7 separate regions of the Homo sapiens genome follow, and regions 1, 3, 4, 5, 6 and 7 are each linked to region 2. A link is a contact called in ENCODE Hi-C or POLR2A ChIA-PET data. All regions are on one chromosome and are shown on one strand. The core of a region is the stretch at or near the end of the contact, and the rest is flanking DNA. Distances in the headings are between cores, read along the strand shown. Region 1 overlaps RPTOR (regulatory associated protein of MTOR complex 1). Region 2 overlaps RPTOR (regulatory associated protein of MTOR complex 1). Region 3 overlaps RPTOR (regulatory associated protein of MTOR complex 1). Region 4 overlaps RPTOR (regulatory associated protein of MTOR complex 1). Region 5 overlaps RPTOR (regulatory associated protein of MTOR complex 1). Region 6 has its middle 22 kb from the start of NPTX1. Region 7 overlaps RPTOR (regulatory associated protein of MTOR complex 1).

Region 1 (2,700 bases), core at 187-2,686, 230 kb before region 2:
CTGGAGACATCGCTCAGCACACCGGACAGGATGCCGCCCAGCAAAGCTGTGTCAGAGCCACGGGTGACAATCTCTCTCGGACACGTGACCCATGTTGCTGCAGTGGGACATGTGCTCCTAAAAGGCTGGGGGCCCACTTGGATCCAGCCCCGGGGTGGGAGGCGGGGACTGACCCAGCTCCACATTTCAGACCAGAAAAGCAGCCCCAGATGGTTCTGGTTTCACTGATGCACAGAGGCTCAGGAGGCTGCGGGGATGACACAAAGCCCAGGAGGAAGGGCTGTGGCTCGGCGCCCAGACGATGCACGGAGGCTGCTCGGGGCCGTCCGGCTACCCAGGGCTGTGGACTCGAGGCAGAGCTGTCTACATGAGAGGAGGAAAATAACTTTGTTCAAGTACTAATGAGAAGAAAGGATGTAAAAGAACGCCTACAAACCGCTGAAAGACAAGCGCTGGAACCCGATTATCAGCACACAGTGAAGCGGCCCTGAACCTCAAGCCACAGCTCGGCCTGGGCCCGAAGGACAGCCCCACTCAGAGCAAGGCAGGGAAGACGGAGGTACTGGGAGGAGCTTGCACCCTGGCACCGCCTGCTGAGCAAGCCAGAGGCCCTCTCGGGGCCGTGGGTGGTTTATTTATTTATTTATTTAACCAAATTACAGGGCCAGATTACCCATTAAATTCTAAAATCGCATGGCAACCTTTTGTTTTGTTTTGTTTTTTGAGACGGAGTCTCACTCTGTCACCTATGCTGGAGCGCAGTGGTGCGATCTTGGCTCACTGCAACCTCCGCCTCCCGGGTTCAAGTGATTCTCCTGCCTCGGTCTCCTGAGTAGCTGGGATTACAGGAATGTGCCACACGCCTGGCTAATTTTTGTATTTTTAGTAGAGACGGGGTTTCACCATGTTGGTCAGGCGGGTCTCGAACTCCTGACCTCAGGTGATCTGCCTGCCGTGGCCTCCCAAAGTGCTGGGATTACAGGCGTGAGCCATTGCACCCGGCCTGCACGGCAACCTTTTAAACAGCAGAACAACGGTATTCTCTAATGAACATTTATCTGTTGATTAAAACTGGCTGCATTTTCTACGGTAAAATCAACACACACTTGCAGCTCTAATTTGGGATTCCCAGCTAAAGACAAGTGGGAAAGTGGGTCCTACGTACACACGAGAGGCCATGGTGGTGGGCTTCGGCGGCAGCAGCCAGCCCTGTGAGGTTTGGCAGCACACGACAGCAGAAGGTGGGAGGGGACCGGGAAGGTGTCTGGATTAGCACTTCCCACAGCCTGCGATCAAGCTGCCTGGAGAAGCAGGGCTGGAGTGCTGGAGTGCAGATCTGAGGGGAGGAGGCTGTGATTAGCTGTGACCAGCTCATCTGCATCGTGGGCTCCTCCCCCCCAGCAGCTGGGGGCAGAGGGACTTTCTAAGCTGTTGGCTGTTCTGATGAGTCACTCGCCTGGAAAACATGTCATCCAGGCAAGAGCTGGGTTTTCAGGAAACAGCCCTGAGATGGCGGGTGCCCAGGAGGTGGGCTGGAGGAAAACCGTCCAAGTCCAAGTCCGCACAGCCTCCATCTGCGCTGATCAGTCAGAGCGCGCCCGCCCCGGGAACGGAAAGCACGGGTTATTACCGCAGAGAAACGCAGGGTTTCAGGACCCCTGAAATTGAAAGTGAAGGAGAATGACTCCCCGGTGACTTTGCATCAAACATTAAACAGAAAGCCGGCTCTGAGTATTCATTACTGCCGCGGCCTGAAGCAAAGTGTAAATGCAGATGACTTCATGTTTTAACCTCAATGTTTGTTAGGCTTTGTTCCCTCTTTCCTCTTGCTAAAAATTCAACCTCTCCATCACCACCCAAGGAGTATAATAGCTAGATTGTACATTATTTATTCCAAATGCTCTTTTCTGCTATCTTTCCTGTGTGCTCCCTGGGGATGTACACACTTTGGTCTATTGATGAGGGGAGGAGAGAGCTCTGGGCATTGTTTTCGTGGCAGACAGCCCTGCAGAGCCCCCGGTGATGCTCCCATGGTGAGGAGCCCACCTCCACAGCAGCTCAGTCCTCAGTTGCAGTTGGCAAAATCTAGTAACAGAGGAGAGCACGATTCTGTTTCTGAGCCGAATGTTCTCCGTCTGAGCGTCTGAAACCACTCCTCACTCCTTTGTGCCTCCCTCCCTGCCCTTGTTAAGGAACAGCATTGGAGCTGGGACATGCCACTCAAGGTGGAGGCCACATTCCCTCCCTCCCTGGATGAGGCTGGACCAGACACTGCCACAGGACAGGGGGGCGATGGGCATGTGAGCTCCAAGTCTGTCCCCCAGGCCTGAGCTGCCTCGTCCACTCCTCGCGGCCTTCCCACCTGCGGGAATGTTGCTCCAGTGGCCAGCACGAGCTTCCACGGGGGATGGAAGCCTCCAAGACAGGAGCCGCCTGCACCCTGACACCTGGGGCCACGGCAGCCTATGCTGCCTATGCTCACACATGCCCATTTGTAAAGCCCCTGGATCACGGGTTCCCAATGAATGGGTGTTTCAACTAGTACACCTAACTACCTCCAGGGAGAAAGGCAAACCATTCAATGGAGTTTTTCCACACTAACCCAGCCGGTGTCTCAAGAGCGGTGTTGGCTGCATGCCCTCCGTATCCACCTGGCTCAAGCCCTTATAGCCAGGCACCAACATCTTCCTCATCTCTGGC
Region 2 (2,700 bases), core at 44-2,543:
CTAACGGAAACCTCCTAAAAAGTTTACTGGTACCAGGAGTTCCAGACCAGCCTGGGCAACATAACACTCATCTCTAAAAGAAACAAAAAATAAAAAAATTAGCAGGGCATGATAGACCACTCCTGGAGTCTCAGAAAGCCCTGTCTCAAAAAAAAAAAAAAAAAAAGGCCAGGCACCGTGGCTCATGCCTGTAATCCCAGCACTTTGGGAGGCCGAGGCGGGTGGATCACGAGGTCAGCAGATCGAGACCACCCTGGCTAACATGGTGAAACCCCGTCTCTACTGAAAATACAAAAATTAGCCGGACATGGTGGTGGGTTCCTGTAGTCCCAGCTACTTGGGAGGCTGAGGCAGGAGAACGGCGTGAACCCGGGAGGCGGAACTTGCAGTGAGCCCAGATCGCACCACTGCACTCCAGCCTGGGCGACAGAGCGAGACGCCATCTCAAAAAACAAAAACAAAAGTCTATTGGTAAGAGACACGCATAGAAAACACCACCACCACACTTGATTCACCTAGCACCTACCAACACCTCAAGCTTTACATAATGACTCACATTTCCAAAACCTAGATAATGAAGGACAATCAGATCCAGAGCTACACCAGTGCCCAAAGAGCAAATCCACCCTCCGTCTGACTCAGAGCTCCCTCTTACTGCACAGCTAGTCCGTGCCTGAGACATAACGGGCATTCGTCATGAGCAACTGAGCACAGATGGGTCTGTGACTGCCTCCCATGTGTCAGGCACTGTGCTGGGTGCTTTGCATTTTCAAATAACCTGGCAAGGTGTATATCACCAGCTCTATTTTACACCTAGGAACTGTAGCTCTGGAAGAGAAACGCCCAGGTGGTCTAGGCCTCACTGGTACCCAACTCTGTTTTGCAGCCGGTATGCCCCATTTGTGTTGATGATCACTAGATAAGAGACTTAAGACTATGCACTTCCTCTCGGCCATGGTCCAGAACTGAGACACGGTTTCCTCAACTCATCACGGACACAGTAACGGAAAAACCCTGCGCAGGCTCTCTAGCTCCCAGCAGTGCATTTTCACTGACTCTCACGTATCACCTGCTCTGTCACCCACCACCTCCCCACCTTCTTTTTTCTTAATGTAAAAGAAATAAAACCTGAGAGGTTATACACCTGCCATCACAAAGCCCCTCTCCCAGTAAAAGCAGGAGGATGAGAGCACATCCACTGCTGTCAGTCACTGCTCTCCTCAACACTGAGTTCAACGAAACAGCCTTTCTTCCTTCTTCACCCAGCTGAAAACTTAACTTTGAGAATTAGCAAAACTGCCCATAAGCCCCGAGCCCCAGGGCATCTGAGTGCTGGTGAAACATGGGCCATCCCACAGGACATGGATCGTCTTAACCGTCTTGGCCATACCTTACTCCAACCCATAAGAGAAAATCAGCCAGGTGTGGTGGCTCCCACCTATAATCCCAGCACTTTGGGAGGACGAGGCAAGAGGATCACATGAGCCCAGGAGCTAAAGACCAGCTGGGCAACATAATAAGACCCACCCTCTCAAAAAAAAAAGGGGAAAAAAAAAAAGATATGACTTGGCTCTGTGTTCTCATCTTGAATTGTAGCTCCCATAATTTCCACGTGTCGTGGGAGGGGCCTGGTGGGAGGTAATTGAATCGCGCGGATGGATCTTTCCTGTGCTGTTCTCATGATGGTGAATAAGTCTCACAAGATCTGATGTTTTTATAAAGGGGAGTTCCCCTACACAAGCTCTCTTGCCTGCCACCATGTGAGACGCGACTTTGCTCCTCATTCACCTTCTGCCATGATTGTGAGGCCTCCCCAGCCATGAGGAACTGTGATTCCATTAAACCTCTTTCCTTTATAAATTACCCTGTCTCTGGTATGTCTTTATTAGCGGCGTGAGAACAGACTAATACAGGAGGATTTTACCTTCTGGACCAACAGGGACAGCATCGTCAGCAACCCTGCTCCTGGAACAATTTTCTCCTGCTTCTCCTGTTCCATCAAAAGACTAACTCATTATTTTGTCCAAAGATACTATCTACATTTATGAAGACTGAGAAAGTTACTTTAACCACTTTTGTAATGCAAAGATATTTTATAGGTACTTAATATTTAATTGTAATTCAATGATGTTCTCACAGAAGTAACTCTGCCAGCATTCTGTATCTGCACAGCACATAAGCTCAGAAAAGTTCTGTTTCTATCCAAGTTAACATACAATTCTAATAAGTTTTTTCTTGCAACATACCTGCTACTTCCCCTTTGTGACTACAACTGTATTATACTTCAGCACTTGGTTGAAAATAGCTGATTGAAAGTGGTGATGTACATGTCAATATTCGCTTGTTTTCAGGTTTTTATTCCCCCGTCTGTGTTTGAGAGACATTAATCAGAAAGGAAAGGATAAGTTGGTATCTGTGCAGAAGAGGGTTAAGAAAGCAGGCCCCAGCAGCCCTCCTTTCAAAGCCCTGCTTACAGGGGTGGCCCGTGGCTGGGGTCTGCGGACTTGGATTTCTGGAGGATTCCCACCACCCTAACTAGTAAGTGGGGTTCGCTGTGCCTCAACTGTTTTCCAACAATATGGTTTATGCTGAATGCCTGCTTTCCTGCCAGAAGGCTGGGATTTTGGCAAAGGCTACCTGTCACCAGCCTCCAGTAAAAACCCTGGGGGCTAAGTCTCGGATGCGCTTCTTTGGCTGGCA
Region 3 (2,700 bases), core at 1-2,500, 130 kb before region 2:
GGTAGTTTATTCAAATATGTATTTATCAAGCCAAATCTATAGATCCTTCCTGAGCATCAATTTAACGTGAGGCATTCTTGACAGGTTTACATAACAAATGTAAAGTAAGCTTATGACAGTAGAAGAGAGGCTACAAGACAACACATGATTGTCAAGGCCGCTGTGTAGGAGATTGCCGTATGTGGTCAGCCAAGGAAGATTTCAGGCTGGGGGAAGCATTTGTGAAGAAAGGGGAACTTCAGTTGCACCCTGGAAGCTGCCTGTGCTAATGACACGTGTCTGTGAAATTCATTTAAGGTCATCAGCGGTAAGGGTTCTTAAATTTTTTATGCAGAGAAATCACTTTTCTTTTTACTGAAGCCTCCAAATTCTAGGACTCGGAGTTACGAAAGGTGCCAACAAAAAAGACCTTTATCTCCCCGTGCAAACCACAGAAAGGGATGGTGCATGGGCACAGAGAAGCAGCAAAAGCTTTGGCGGCCACATTCAGCTCAGCTGCGCAGACTAAAGATGGATGAAACGGCACAAATGTCCCACCAACTGTGAAATGTCACACAAACCAAAGGCGAGGGTGTCCACAGGCTGAGGCCTGCCAGGTACACGGGGCCGGGCTGGGCATCTCCTGCTGCCTGCTCCCCCTGGGGCTGCCCTCCCAGCACCCACTGGCAGGCGTGGACCTCATCCTCCATGGGCCTGTGTTTCCCCCCATTTCTCCCGTGACCTATTTCCTTTCTGGTTGGCAAGTCAGCTCGCCAGCCCACTCCAAGGGCCAGCCCTGCCCCCCCACCCTCTTAACCTCTCACAGTGGCTTCATTCTCCCCAGCGGGGCTTTGGGGATGGCCGTTCTGTGGATTCCAATTAAAGGGGTTTCTACTGTATGTTTTGGACGAACTCCCCTTCTGCTATAGACAGTGGAAATGGCAGCATTTCTGCTAAATGAAAAATGCACTTCTCCTTGGTCATTGTGGTGGTGGTGGAGTGAGTGTGGCGGGGGGGCGGGGGAGAAAAAGAGAGAGAAAGAATGAATATATGTGCTTCAACTATATTACACATTTCTTAACACCAGGGAGCAGATATTCTAATGTTTTGAAAACCTTCACAAGTATGGGTTCTTACAGCTTACTATAAATAAAGTATAAGGTACGCAAAACTGACTTTGGCCAACTTTTGTTAAAAAAGAGGAACTGAAAGTGTCCAGAGCACATGCAGAGAAGGGAAGTGGAAGGCAGCCCCCATGCCCAAGCCTGGAGTGGTGCGGGCTGGAAGGCACAGATTACCTGAAGACCTGCCATCAGGACAGCCGGCGTCTCACCTGTGTGCCTGAAGCCAGGTGTTCTGCAATGATCCTCCACCACCGCCCCCCTGCCGGAAAGCACTCAGGCTGGTGGTGGGTTTTTTTCCTCTAAAGAGAGTTACTGACATATCTGGGGAAAATTAAAGGCAGCTGGTGTAGTCATTTAGAGCCCAGAGAAATAAAGACCTCGGCATGGGGGCATCCATGAGTCCCCAGCGCAGCAGCCAGCGCCCCCTACTTCCCATCGAGCAAGGCCCTCTAGCCAACGCCTCCTGTCACAGACACGCAGTGATGGGCAGCTTCTCTTCATTCTTAAATATGACAAACAATAAAATCACCACATACCTCCAGTATGACAGAGAATAATCTAAATTAACCAAAGGAAAAAAAATTATGCTGGAGGAAACAGAGACAACTTAGAAAAGGGGAAAGCATCTTCTTCAAACCTAAAAATTAATATCACTTGAAAATTAATAAAGTTGTGACCTAACACATGTCAGCTCACGTCCCTACTGCCTACAAATGACAAAACTATGAGATTACAGGGGAAAGCACTTATGAAAATCATTGCTTGAAAGAGAAATACAGGCGAGCCTGAGCTCCTGTGGAATCGGCACCGCAGATCCCTCCTCTGAATCACAAATGCCATGACGACGGTGAGTCCGTGGAGAAGATTTGCAAACTCACACACACAAATTCCAATTTAGGAAACAGTGATTAAGAAACACACCTGTTGAGAGGTACCCAAAGAACTAACTGATGGTATTCAGCAATCACTACAACCACAACCTTCAGCAGGAGAACTGCCTTTTGCTGCAGAATTCCATGCCAGCCAAGCAGTGTGCCTGTCTACAAGAGTAGCAAAGAAATGAAGAAGATTTCAGAACATGAGTACTTTAGATCTGTGAGATATGCATTTAATATTTTTGAGGAAACTTGAAGATTCTAGACGTTAGTCATTTTTGGCAGAATTACAATATTTATTTGACATAAAATTTAGCTACGGGGATCAGTGCAGGAGGCCAATGTATCACCTATCAGTTTAAGTATAGGTTTTCACATTGGTAGGGGCGGGGGGCGGTTAAGTCACTGCAGCCTTGGGGAGGCTGTGGACCCAAGCAAGCTTCTCGCTGTGGCAGTGAGTGACCGTCGGACAGGTTTCTGTGCTTTGGGAGTGTACTGCTACAGGTGGCAGGACTGGACCACACAATTGTGTTTAGAGACACCACACAAACACGAGTTACTCGGAAGCATCCTGAGAAAAGCCTTGCAGAGTGCGGGGGAATAGTGGAGAAGTGAATTGTGCCCATGATCCATGGGCTGAACTTTTTTTTTTTTTAAGAGATGGGGTCTCACTCTATTGCCTAGGCTGAGGTGCAGTGGCACAATCACGGCTCACTGCAGCC
Region 4 (2,700 bases), core at 169-2,668, 160 kb before region 2:
AAGCTGCCGCGGGGACTGTGTGAGATCCATGATACTGAGGCTCTACTTGGAAACGTCATAAAGCCGTTTCTCCAGACGCAAATTCCAAATTAAACTTGCCTACGACTAAGGTCTAAGATACAGAGTGGGATACTACAAAAGAGCATTTTATTCAATAATGTGTCCCGGTTACTTCACCCTCTGGGAGGACCAGTGAGCTCCTCTCCCTTCGCACATATGCAGGAAGACAAAGTCATCGGACTGTTGTTGAAAGGAAGCGGCAAAAGACCCGAGAGCACTGAACGGGCAGAAGAAAGTGTGTTCTCTGGCAAAGCAGATGTATTTTAGAAGACTCCTTGGAGAACACATGGTTAACTCTATCATCAAAACCACAAGAATTTATGTTTCTAAAGGTAATTCTGAATGATTCTTGGTTGAGTCATCAGGAAAAAATACGAAGCAAATGTCACAGCAAATGTCTGAAATGAGACAGGCACTGCAAACCACTTAGCCTGGCCAGACAGAGCCACGCTGAGCCTCCACCCAACCTGCGCGCCAGGAAACCCATGCATCTTCCGTCTCCTGCGGGCAATGCAGGAGCGAAACTTTCCACGCTGACAAATACACGTTAATGCTCTATCATTAACATTTATAGTCCTGGAAATCCTTCAACTTAATTGAAAGAAAGGAAGTAAGTTTTTTGACCTCTATTCAATCCAAAATAATGTTTATCATTTTCATTAATAGACAATACTAGTGCATGCAGCACAGTGCAATAGACATCAATCTGTTTTATAGCAAGTCCCACAGCAAATGAAGTCCCACTGGGTTATAATTTTCAGTAGTATACAAATAGACGCGTAATAAATCTAAAATGATATTATGCCACTCAATCAAAGAAGTAGAAAACAGCCAAGGGAAAAAATATATTTTGGATTCTTACAGTGTATTGATGTATATGGTGAGTAAGATAATCATTTATGTGGAAAGTAATGTCATTGCTCATTTTGGAATTATTGAAATCAGTTTCCAAAAATGAAAAAGACAGGCAAAAATGAAAAAAAATTAGAGAACAATGTCTTCCAACAAGTTCATCATCAAATAAGATTCATAAATACGCTTGCCACCAAGTACACATGTACACATTTTGTCCAAATGAAGCAAAGCTGTATGTTGTTTACCCAGCACACCGCATTCTGTAGCAGCTGTGCCAGCATAATGAGGGCAGCGTGCTTAGAAACCGTTTCTCTTATTTACATAGTAAAGGGAGGGAGGGAGGGAATCCACCTTCCCGAGCATCGCCCTTCTCCAGGTCACCTGCAGACCGGCAGACACGCACAGCCGTCATCTGCAGCCCAATCCTAGTTCCCTTTTCTGGAGCAGGAAGTGCCAAGCTATAGCTCCTGGGCCAAATCTGGCCAACTGCCTGTTTCCTTAAAGAAAGCTTGACTGAGGCTGGGTGCGGTGGCTCGTGCCTGTAATCTCAGCACTTTGGAAGGCTGAGGCGGGCGGATCACCTGAGGTCAGGAGTTTGATGCCAGCCTGGCCAACATGGTAAAATCTCATCTCTACTAAAAATACAAAAATTAGCCAGGCGTGGTGGTGGGCACCTGTAATCCCAGCTACTCGGGAGGCTGAGGCAGGAGAATCGCTTGAACCGAGGAGGTGGAGGTTGCAGTGAGCCGAGATCACGCCACTGCACTCCAGCCTGGGCAACAGTGAGACTCGGTCTCAAAAAAAAAAAAAAGAAAAAAGAAAAAAGAAAGCTCGACTGGAACACAGCCATGCTCATTTGTTTATATATTGCCTGTGGCTCTTTCGTGCTGCAACAGCAGACTTGGGACTGTGTGGCCCGAAAAGCCTAACCCAAGTGCGTCTGCCCCTTCACAGAACCAGGTCTGCCGACTCCCATCAGAGTGCCAGGCTGAACCTTCCCACCCGCATACTCCTGGCGCCTAAATCCCAAAGCCCTACGCTCCGGCTAAATAAAACATGGAACTTCAACATAGTGAAATATAAAATGATACTTACTAAGAGTCTCTAATGATCTAGGGCAGGGAACTCTAGTATAATGCGAAGGGTTAAGGATATGAAATCGTAAATTCTGTCCACTTACATCAGTGCAAAATGTACATGCACAGAAAAAAGACCAACAGGCAATACATCAAAAAGTGAACACTAGTTGTCCTTAGATGGTAAAATCTTGGATGATTTTTTTCTACTTTTAACTTTTTAGTAATTTTCTGAAAAGAATGTATCTTTCATTTTTAATTAGAAAAATTGACTTTTCAAAATGAAAAAATAAAACTAAAACCCTAAAAACATACGTAATTACTGTCTGACAAACTATCTCACTCTTCCATTAAAAAAAAAAACCCTGGTGGTTTTTAACTTAGCTCACACAAAACTACACATTTCACTTGATAATTCTTTAATGAATATAGTCCATTACCACTCACAGGCCATAGACACCTAGCAAAATGTCATGTTCAACCTAATTTCAGCACTTCAATATGGGAGAAAGCAGTTTATTGTAAAAGAGCCGCCACCTGAGACACCGCTCAATTGTTCCAGGCAGTGGTTATCTGATGACCACTGTCTGCCACTGTGGCATATTGATTTCAAAGTCCCTCTTATGGTAACTGTATCAGTTTGTTTTTCACTGCACTTCCTACTAAATGCTTACTTTTAAAAATCTGACTATGTCCTAACTCCTACAAG
Region 5 (2,700 bases), core at 79-2,578, 250 kb before region 2:
GGCAGGTTCACATCACTCTGGGGAGGAGGGCGGGGATACTCACGCTGTCCACTGCGAGGATCTTGGCCCAGATGAAAACGAGAAGTGGCCGCAGCTCTCGGGCCGAGCTCTGGAGCAGCTTCAGCACGTAGGGGAAGATGCCGACAGACAAGGCCTGGGGGCGAGGGAGGGCGTCAGCGCACCTGTGCCGCAGCAAGGGAACGGGCAGCAGCAGGGGTGCCACGCGGGACCAGCTGCGGTGCTATCTTCAGCACATATGGGAAACGCAACAGGAATGAATGGGCCTCACTTAAAGTAAAGAGGGGCTTCCTCCAGATTTATTCATCTCTGATTTATTCCTAGAAGCTGCCACATACTGCCAGCCTTGACTGGTGTCAAGAGACTGGAATGAATCGGGTGGCAGCTTTTCCTTGTGGAGGCGCAGGCTGCTTGCGCCTGGGGCCCTTGCCTGCCCTCAGTGGCCTCGTCTGCTCTTGGCAGCAGAGCATCAGGCACCTTCACTGTGTTGCTCACGTACGAGCCACGGCCACCTGTGACGGCACGGCCACCTCTCCGTGACGGCATGGCCACCTCTCCGTGACACCACGGCCACCTCTCCGTGACGGCACGGCCAGCTTGCTCAACACTCATGTTTGCACTTCAGATACACCTTGGGAGAAAGATGCCTGCCCTGGGAAAGGCAGGGAGGAGCGGGGGTTGCCCAGGGGCTCACTGGCGCCCAGTTCTGGCCATGTCATTCTCAGGGGACTCTCTGCCCTCAGAGGCAGGGGAGGGAGGGCGTGGAGGGCACTGCAGTGTGGAGGATGCCTGGCAAAGTACTGCTGCACTCCACAGCCAGGGGTTTCTGCTGTGTCCTTATCTCAAAGCTGCTGGAATTTCAAAGATATCCTAAAGGTATCACCTTCCAATAAGTGAGGTCCCCTGTAACCAAGACAGGAGGTGGTGGTGGGACCTAGGCCTGGGTCCCTTCCCTGTGAAAGGCCACATTTAACAAGGTATGAGCAGTTTCTCTGGTTCGGGTGGCTGGGCCCTCACCTGAGAGGCAAAATCTGTACCTGTAAAAATACCTCGTTTATCCAGCCTCGATTCATGTATTAGGCAAATTTCCAATGAGCAGAAGCTTAATTCTTTAAAGGGAAGAAACTGGTTTTAAAAAATTAACCTTAAAAATGAAACTCTTTCTAAACTGTTATGAATACATGCTTCCTGTCTTCTTAGAGTGCACGCAATACCACGCAGGCCTTTCCAGGATGACTAAGCGACACCACCACGCACACACCAAGTGACCGAGTCACGCCAGCCTTCCTCCGATGACTCAGGCCCTGACTCTGTTACAAGCTATTTGTGGCCTCAGGCACCTGGAGTGAAAATGGCCCAGTGGTGAGTGCTGAATGATTCTTCCAAGTTTTGGATGTTTTCTCTCGTCCTTCAGTGCTGGACTATCAATTACCACTCTTTGTCAACATTATCTGATGAAAATACTTAAATACACCAAACCCAGGTACTCACCACCCAGCTAGTGACAGCGGTTCCGCACCCACCGCCCCACCGCACCGCTCCCAAGCACAGTAAATTAAGGCTCATATGTCATGTGATTTCATTGGTGAATATTCAGTGTCTATCTCTAAAAAATTAGGTCTCTTTTATAAAAACATGATCCAGTTACCACACCCAAGAAAAACGAACAATGATTCTTGAATAACATAAATCCAGCACCTGTAAAATTTCTAATTGTTTTATGAGTATTCATTTTTGGAACTTCAACAGAACCAAGTAAGGTTTACTGTACATGGCAGCTGGCCATAGGTCTCTCGAGTTTCCTTGACTCTGTGGTTCCCTCTCAGCCTCCTTTTACTTTCCCTGTGAGTTATTTGTTAAACGCACGTCGCTTCTTGATCCTGCCTCTGCCAGGGTGTTTTTAGTGGCCATTACTACTCTGCTATAGAATGAGGAACCAGAAGAGCGTTTCCGAATTGTGCCTGCCATGATGGTGAGCAGACAGTGCTGAGGATCCAGACTCCTCCTGGGGGAAGCAGCACCACGAGGTGGGTGCTGCGTCAGGCTCAGGGGCGCCCTGCTCCTCCGCAGCGCTGGGGGCGGCTCAGGAAAAGGTGACCGGCCGACAACACACTCACTCCTATGTCTAACATCAGACATAAAGAGGGGCGACAACCCCAGACCCCCAAACGCCAGGCAGCACTGCAGGCTGCACGGGTACAGAGTGGGCTCCTTGAGGGCCTCAGGAGTGACAGGACACCAACACGGTGGACACACTCGCCCTGGGTCTCACGGCTGGGGGTGGCTCTGGATCATGAAATACGTGCACAGACTGAAACACGGAGCCTAATCTCTGTCCCACCTCCCTCAGCCCCCAGGTTAATGCGGAAGGCACGCACCAGGCTCACTGCCCAGGGACCCAGGTCCAAAAATCTTCCAAGCAAGTCCAATGCTCTCAGCCGGTGCACTTGGCTTAACAGCACCTGGAAGAACAAGAAGAAAATGGTATCACTGCAAACCATACTGGTGTGCAACCCCGAAACGCTGCTGCATGAGCTGCCAGCTTTGGAGCGGTCTGACCACAGTTCAGATCTGTCTGCTGCTTCAGTTACCTAGAGCTGGTGCTCCTTTCCTTACAAGTTCATGCTTTTAGACAGGTGAAGAAAACACGCTTTATGCCTTTATTACACAGATAAAAGATGC
Region 6 (2,700 bases), core at 103-2,602, 150 kb after region 2:
GGTGGAGCCCTCCGTTGAGCCTGCTTGCTTGAACTTCCCTTCCTCCCCTGCACTAGCAGGCCCCTCAGGCCTCATGGGGACACTCTTCCCCAACCCCCTACCTCACCCCCTCACCCCTCACCTAGAAGGAGGTCAGAAGAATTTGGTGCCATGGAAAGGAACATGGGGCATGGAGCACTTGAGGACACTCCCGGGACCCCCTCTGCAGGGGAAGGTGGAGCTCTGGGGCCAGAGGCTATGAGAGCACCAGCCAGCTCAGTGCACATTTGTCTGAGTCCGGAGTCCCAGTGCTGCTGTGAATGCGCTGAAGGGGTGAGGCAGGGATGGGGTGTTAGGGAGGAAAGAGAACTCTTTGTGAGTCACATTTCAGACGCCTCCATTCCCATTCATACATTAGGGTCTGTGGGGGACTGGGGCACATCAATATATTGTTAGAGAAAAAATGTATATGCAATATAAATGCATTAAGAAAAAAAAACACCCGAAGAAACGATTCTGACATGTTAATAGTGGTTCTATGTGGCAGTGGGATCGAGGATTTTTATACCGTACTTTCATATGTTTTCCAAATTTTCTACACCAAGCACGTGTTAGTTACGTAATTTAAAACTTATTTATTTTTAAACCAAATTCTCCAGCCAACTGTGCTTTTCCCCAGTTGCAGTAACTTTCCTTTCAGTCAGGTTTCTGGGTGAATCCAAAGAACAAGGCGGCCTCTCAAGCCCACATCATGTCACGTTCATATTTTCATTCTTCCTTCGTTGGGCCGGCTCTGCGGAGGCCGAGCGCTGGGGCTGGGGCGAGAACGGTGTCCCTGTCGTCAGGGAGTTTCCAGCTAGTGGCCTTCTCCCGCTTCTCAACCCATCCCCTCCCCTGTCCGCCGAGGTCGGGCTCTGACGGGAGCGGGCCGCCCTCCGTCTGATAGGTGCGGTCTGGGGAACTTGAGCTGCCCAGTCTCCCTCCTTCTTTCCCCTGCTGCAGACCCCAACTCTGAGCTTGGGGGACAGGGAGGCCGAAAGGGCCCTGTTAAACGCTGGGTGCTGGGAAGCCGCCCCCTCCAGGGAGCCCTCAGGACCTCAGGCCAGGGCTGGAAGCGAGAGGAGGCCGGAGCCCAGGGAAAACGGGCGACCGGGGGCGGCGCGCGTGTCAGTAAGGAGCCAGGCGGCGGGGACGGAAGCTCCGGGAGGGCGGCGGGCCGGGGCGGGTGTCAGAAGGCTCCGATTGGGCCTTCTGCGGCCCTGCTTCCCCCGCCCCCGAACCCCCCAAAAGCTGCGGGCAGCGGCAGGGCGCCTGCGACACAGGGGCGCGCCGCGCGGGACCTGAGGAAAAGCTACGGCCAAGCCCCGAGCACAGGCGCGCCGCCGCGCTGGCTCCGGGAACGCGGACGCACGGCGGGGCTGCCACAGCAACGCAGACAGGAGCGCGGCGACTGGCGGAACCGCGGAGAGGCGGGACTCAGGAGGCGTCTCGCGAGAGTTAGGCTTCGCGGGCTTCCGGCCGGTGCCGGCCGCGGGGGCCGACGGGGTTAGGCTTCCGGCGTGGGTTGTGTGGCCTCTCCCAGCTCCACGCGTTTCTGGGCGCCGGGCACTAGGCGAGCCGGCCGGGCTGGCGCGAGGCCGCAGGCGGGAAGAGTCCCCGGGGTCGGCCCCGAAGCGGCTCTGGAGGCAGTAGCCGGGGACGCCGAGGTCAGGGAGGAGGCGGATCCGAGCGCGGTCCCGCAGGGCCCTGTCCGTTCTTCCGCCTCGGCCGGTCCCGTCAGGCCGCCTTTAAATGCCCGGCGCCTCGCACCTGCTAACAAAACGAGCTCCTGCTGTTCCCCAGCTCCGTAAATGGTGCCCCTGGCCCTCCCCAGTTCTCAGGCAGAGCCTTGGCGGCCTCCCTGACCCCTAACACCCCGCATCCAGCCCGGCAGTACATCCTGTTGGCTGTGCCTTCGAAATTTCCCCAGACCTGACCTCTTCTCCCACCTCTGCCACCACCCTGCTCCGAGCCGTCTTTTCCCGCCGAGATGACTGTAGTAGCGTCTCAGCTGGGTCTCCCCGCTTCCACCTTCCCCTCCTGAGTCTCCTCAACACAGGAGCCAGAGCGATCTCGGAAAGTACAGGAGGTCATGCCCCAGTGTGGTTCCCCTTTCCTGGGTTTAAGTCAAGGTCCTCACCGTGCCTGCCGGCCTCCCGGGTCTCTGCGCGGTGGACTCTGGACCTCCCTGCCCCGTCCTGCCTCAGGGCCTTTGCACCTGCTGTTACCGCGGCCTGGAACGCTCCTCCCCTGAAACCCTGTGACTCCCACTTAGTGAGGCGACCACCTGTTGAAAACCGTGCCCCCTTCCTATACAGATGCTCCTGTCATATGGGGTTAGATTCCCCATCAACCCATCATAGGTTAAAGCATTGTAAGGCAATTTACGGTAGGTTTATCCGGATGTAACCCCATCTGTAAGCGGAGGAGTATACTGAATGTGTATGGCGTTTGTACCATGGCAAAGCCAAAATGTAAGTCAAACTCGAAGTCCAGGACGGTCTGTGGCCTGTACTCCCTTGCTTTCCCTCCCCGGCTCTTAGCGCCATCCAGCATCGTTGATAATGTAATTTGATGTGTATTGTCTGAAAGCACCAAGACGGCAGAGTTTCTCTCTTATCCAGATCACAGTGTGTGCTCAGTAAACACTAGACTGAGGGGGTGTATGAGAGGTCTTTTTTT
Region 7 (2,700 bases), core at 164-2,663, 180 kb before region 2:
GACAGAGCTAAGATGGGAATAATACTCAGGCTGCCTGAAGGAAGCCAAGCTGTCAGGAAGTGGGACAGCCACAGAGGACTGGAGTTTCTCACGTGAAAATGCCTGCAGAACTCTGGTCCTCTCACCCCGTGACCCCTTGAGAGCCAGGGCTGCTCGGTTCTAATTCAGTACAGGGCTTCCACGACTGCGGTGCTGAGGAACAGCTATGGGGCAACGGCTGGGGCTGAGATCCCCGGAAACCAAGGTGTTCCAGGATCAAGGGAAAACAGTGCCTGATGGCTGCAAGAGGCATTAGTTTCCCGCTAAATACACCGTTTATTTTCACATGCGACTGCTGGGTCCTCACCTATTCTTATTCTTGTCGGGGATGTAGAATGGCTTTGTGGCAAACCCATAAAACTCAGTTCTTTAAAAAAAAATAAAAATAAAAAAATAAATAAATAAAGTGATTCTTTTAAATTACAAAGAACCAATACTTAAATGACCCACCATTATATCTTTCCTGCCATCTGACTTGTTCTTTCTATATAAAGAAGCCATGCCCTTGACCCAGAGCCTTCCCCTACATCCCAGAGTCCACCGTGTCAATTTCCACGTGTGTTCACAGGGTGGAGGAATCACTGGCCAGCCAGAAACCAGCCGCTGCCTCTGCAAACAGGGACAGGAGGGCTCAGCACTTACTACTCAGTGACAACCCCCGAAGAGCTGACCCTATGTGAAACACAGGCCAGCGATACCCTGGGGGAACGGTGCTGCTGTAGGCTCCAGGGCCGCCTCGCGCAGATCATTTAAGAATCAGTCAATCCCCGTGACAGGGACAAAACCGAGGTGGCTCCAGAGCTCTGACATGGCTGCACGCCTGGTGACCCAAAGCCAAGCCCTGACTCTCTTCCAAAGTACAAGTGAGAGAAGAGATCAGCTAGAAGGAGGTCTAAACTGGGCTGGAGACCAAGATAAGCCACGCACAATCATAGCCCCTTCTGCAACCCAAAGACGCAAACAAAAGTCCCTCCAGCGCAGTGCAGGGGCTTTGCTGGAATAACGCAGACATTAATTTCTCTTGCCTTCCCATAGCAATAGGTCTCTCCCTATAAGGAGGTTTCTGAAAGCTAGAGTTGGGATCGAAATTTAGTCAAATGGGCGATCCAAGCCCAGTGTATTTAGATTCTATCTCAGGCGAGGTTTTACTCCAAGTCTTGAAGAAACTGCCAAACGTCTCAGCTGCTGCAGAGGCCCCACGCGAGACAGCGTGGCAAAATGTACTCTTAAAAATATCCACAAGAAGGGGCCCTTTTTGAGTAAGTTCTGTGTATTTTAGACTTGGGAAATTCTTCCTATTAAAAATTTTGGAACCTTTTCCTGAGTTCCTTTTCGGCAGCACCAGGCCTAGCTCGTTGGTACCCTCCGGGAAGAAGGGAACCGCAGGGCGGCCACGGGGAGGAAGTGTTGTCTTGGGGTGGCAGCCACGAGCTGACCCTACGATGAGGGAACCGAAGGCAAAGCTGAAGATTCTATTTGCCAATTTAAAAAATCCCTCTAAGTTATCTTGTCAGTTAAAAAAATTAATTAAAACAAAAAACTGAAATGCACAGTCCTCCATCTGCCTAAGTCCTCACCCTTCCTCCTAGCTCAGGCCACCCGGCAATGTCACCGGAGGATCTGAGAAAGATTTAGACTATGGGCACAATTATCACCCTCCCCGCTTAGATGTGTGTTATTATCCTTCCTGCCCTGGAGGGGAGACAGTTGAGGTTCAGAAGGTTCTGAAACTCACCCCCAGCTACCCTGCTGGCTAAGTGGCTGGGCATAAGAACCCTCCTCTGCACCCAAAGACCACAGTGGGCTGAGGCAACAGGATCCTGGTGCATCTCAGCCACATAAAAAATCACACACAAGTGTGTACCCCTGACAACTGAGAGCGCACGCTCAATGCACTGACTCAAACTCAATTAGGGAAATCAGGAAGAAAAGAGGAAAACAGAGTAAGGTGAAAGCTCATAAAAAGAAAGGGAGCCGGAGGGGCTGTGTGAGTGAGGCCCCCCGGGGGGAGGGTGAGGGGGGAAGGGAGCTGCAGGATCCACCCTGCCACAGGCTAAGAAGGAACTTCCTCTGTGACTCTTACGACTCACCTGACGTGTGTGCAAATTCCTAATATGTAAAATAAAGACAATCTAAAAATAGCATAAACGGCAAAAATGAAAAGTATACGTATCACAGGTCACGGTTCCGCTCTGACTGGACAACATCCGCCTACAGCAGCCCTGCCGAGATGTCCTCCACTAATCCCCTTCTAGCCCGGACCGCCTCTGAGGGTCAGAGGGTGTCAGCAACTGTTTTTCAGGACAGATGAGTTCAGAATCAGGGCTAGAAACAAACCACCGTCTATCCAGTTGTCTTCCTAAGCATTTAAACCGTGGTGGTTTCTGCACCCAATATGTAAAGTTAAACAGACTTCGTGTACATCCCTGTCTCTCGCTGGACCCCTCCCTCCTACCAACTGAACTCTCCCTTTCCGCTCTTCTCCACCGACGGCTCCAGTTGTACTTAGGGAAGCTGACGTGCCCAGAACACCATTCTGGAAGTCATTGCACAACAGCATTTCAGCTTCTTGTGATTGCGACATTTATCAATTAAGTCGTCTGATAAGAACCAGACTTTTGATCCAGCTGCTTTATGGGCCGTGTGTCTGTGCCCATTAAC

Evidence for each region. Hi-C counts contacts between places; a loop is a spot of excess contacts on that map. ChIA-PET counts read pairs that join two places held with the same protein, here RNA polymerase II (POLR2A). Pooled maps may share reads with other maps.
Region 1: a pooled map shows a loop between it and region 2 (7-fold over the local background). The contact joins two enhancer-like sites. A Hi-C loop is called at or near these places in 1 of 168 maps with a recorded cell type or tissue (PC-9), 3 of 37 single-sample maps with no recorded cell type and 8 of 50 pooled maps. POLR2A ChIA-PET finds 5 or more read pairs at or near these places in 3 of 52 experiments (CD4-positive, alpha-beta memory T cell, activated CD4-positive, alpha-beta T cell and activated CD8-positive, alpha-beta memory T cell).
Region 3: a pooled map shows a loop between it and region 2 (6-fold over the local background). The contact joins two enhancer-like sites. A Hi-C loop is called at or near these places in 6 of 37 single-sample maps with no recorded cell type and 7 of 50 pooled maps.
Region 4: a map of MCF 10A shows a loop between it and region 2 (2.5-fold over the local background). The contact joins two enhancer-like sites. A Hi-C loop is called at or near these places in 1 of 168 maps with a recorded cell type or tissue (MCF 10A) and 8 of 50 pooled maps. POLR2A ChIA-PET finds 5 or more read pairs at or near these places in 2 of 52 experiments (Panc1 and activated naive CD4-positive, alpha-beta T cell).
Region 5: a map with no recorded cell type shows a loop between it and region 2 (9-fold over the local background). The contact joins two enhancer-like sites. A Hi-C loop is called at or near these places in 1 of 168 maps with a recorded cell type or tissue (SK-MEL-5), 3 of 37 single-sample maps with no recorded cell type and 6 of 50 pooled maps. POLR2A ChIA-PET finds 5 or more read pairs at or near these places in 3 of 52 experiments (PC-9, activated CD4-positive, alpha-beta T cell and activated CD8-positive, alpha-beta memory T cell).
Region 6: a loop to region 2 is called in a pooled map, with 5 times the contacts of the local background. The contact joins two enhancer-like sites. A Hi-C loop is called at or near these places in 2 of 50 pooled maps. POLR2A ChIA-PET finds 5 or more read pairs at or near these places in 5 of 52 experiments (AG04449, GM12878, H1 and 2 more).
Region 7: a pooled map shows a loop between it and region 2 (4-fold over the local background). The contact joins two enhancer-like sites. A Hi-C loop is called at or near these places in 2 of 37 single-sample maps with no recorded cell type and 8 of 50 pooled maps. POLR2A ChIA-PET finds 5 or more read pairs at or near these places in 3 of 52 experiments (PC-3, T-cell and activated CD4-positive, alpha-beta T cell).

The regions. Positions count from the first base shown.
Region 1 is chr17:80,832,012-80,834,711 of GRCh38, reverse strand. All of the region lies in intron 9 of RPTOR (regulatory associated protein of MTOR complex 1), which reads right to left. Among named protein-coding and RNA genes, the nearest start is that of CHMP6, 160 kb to the left of the region's middle. RefSeq lists enhancers at 1-548, 1,318-1,627, 2,094-2,700 and a silencer at 1,273-1,489. Within about 2 kb of position 1,436, at least 41 of the 41 ENCODE cell types and tissues checked have a DNase peak (open chromatin) inside an H3K27ac peak, as active enhancers do.
Region 2 is chr17:80,603,776-80,606,475 of GRCh38, reverse strand. All of the region lies in intron 1 of RPTOR (regulatory associated protein of MTOR complex 1), which reads right to left. Among named protein-coding and RNA genes, the nearest start is that of RPTOR, 60 kb to the right of the region's middle. Within about 2 kb of position 1,293, at least 2 of the 41 ENCODE cell types and tissues checked have a DNase peak (open chromatin) inside an H3K27ac peak, as active enhancers do; they include GM12878, where a contact is called at or near this core.
Region 3 is chr17:80,736,106-80,738,805 of GRCh38, reverse strand. All of the region lies in intron 5 of RPTOR (regulatory associated protein of MTOR complex 1), which reads right to left. Among named protein-coding and RNA genes, the nearest start is that of RPTOR, 190 kb to the right of the region's middle. RefSeq lists enhancers at 1,262-1,311, 1,362-1,411. Within about 2 kb of position 1,250, at least 6 of the 41 ENCODE cell types and tissues checked have a DNase peak (open chromatin) inside an H3K27ac peak, as active enhancers do.
Region 4 is chr17:80,759,334-80,762,033 of GRCh38, reverse strand. All of the region lies in intron 6 of RPTOR (regulatory associated protein of MTOR complex 1), which reads right to left. Among named protein-coding and RNA genes, the nearest start is that of RPTOR, 220 kb to the right of the region's middle. RefSeq lists enhancers at 456-505, 1-1,000. Within about 2 kb of position 1,418, at least 12 of the 41 ENCODE cell types and tissues checked have a DNase peak (open chromatin) inside an H3K27ac peak, as active enhancers do.
Region 5 is chr17:80,855,244-80,857,943 of GRCh38, reverse strand. RPTOR (regulatory associated protein of MTOR complex 1) reads right to left here. Exons shown (of 34, transcript NM_020761.3): 12 at 2,397-2,480; 13 at 44-154. Among named protein-coding and RNA genes, the nearest start is that of CHMP6, 140 kb to the left of the region's middle. RefSeq lists enhancers at 1-407, 1,115-1,264, 408-1,338, 1,275-1,424, 1,161-1,455 and 3 more. Within about 2 kb of position 1,328, at least 15 of the 41 ENCODE cell types and tissues checked have a DNase peak (open chromatin) inside an H3K27ac peak, as active enhancers do.
Region 6 is chr17:80,453,548-80,456,247 of GRCh38, reverse strand. No RefSeq gene overlaps it. Among named protein-coding and RNA genes, the nearest start is that of NPTX1, 22 kb to the left of the region's middle. RefSeq lists silencers at 1,065-1,324, 1,585-1,794 and an enhancer at 1,002-1,831. Within about 2 kb of position 1,352, at least 39 of the 41 ENCODE cell types and tissues checked have a DNase peak (open chromatin) inside an H3K27ac peak, as active enhancers do; they include GM12878, where a contact is called at or near this core.
Region 7 is chr17:80,780,121-80,782,820 of GRCh38, reverse strand. The region is part of intron 6 of RPTOR (regulatory associated protein of MTOR complex 1); the gene reads right to left. Among named protein-coding and RNA genes, the nearest start is that of CHMP6, 210 kb to the left of the region's middle. RefSeq lists an enhancer at 2,132-2,331. Within about 2 kb of position 1,413, at least 19 of the 41 ENCODE cell types and tissues checked have a DNase peak (open chromatin) inside an H3K27ac peak, as active enhancers do.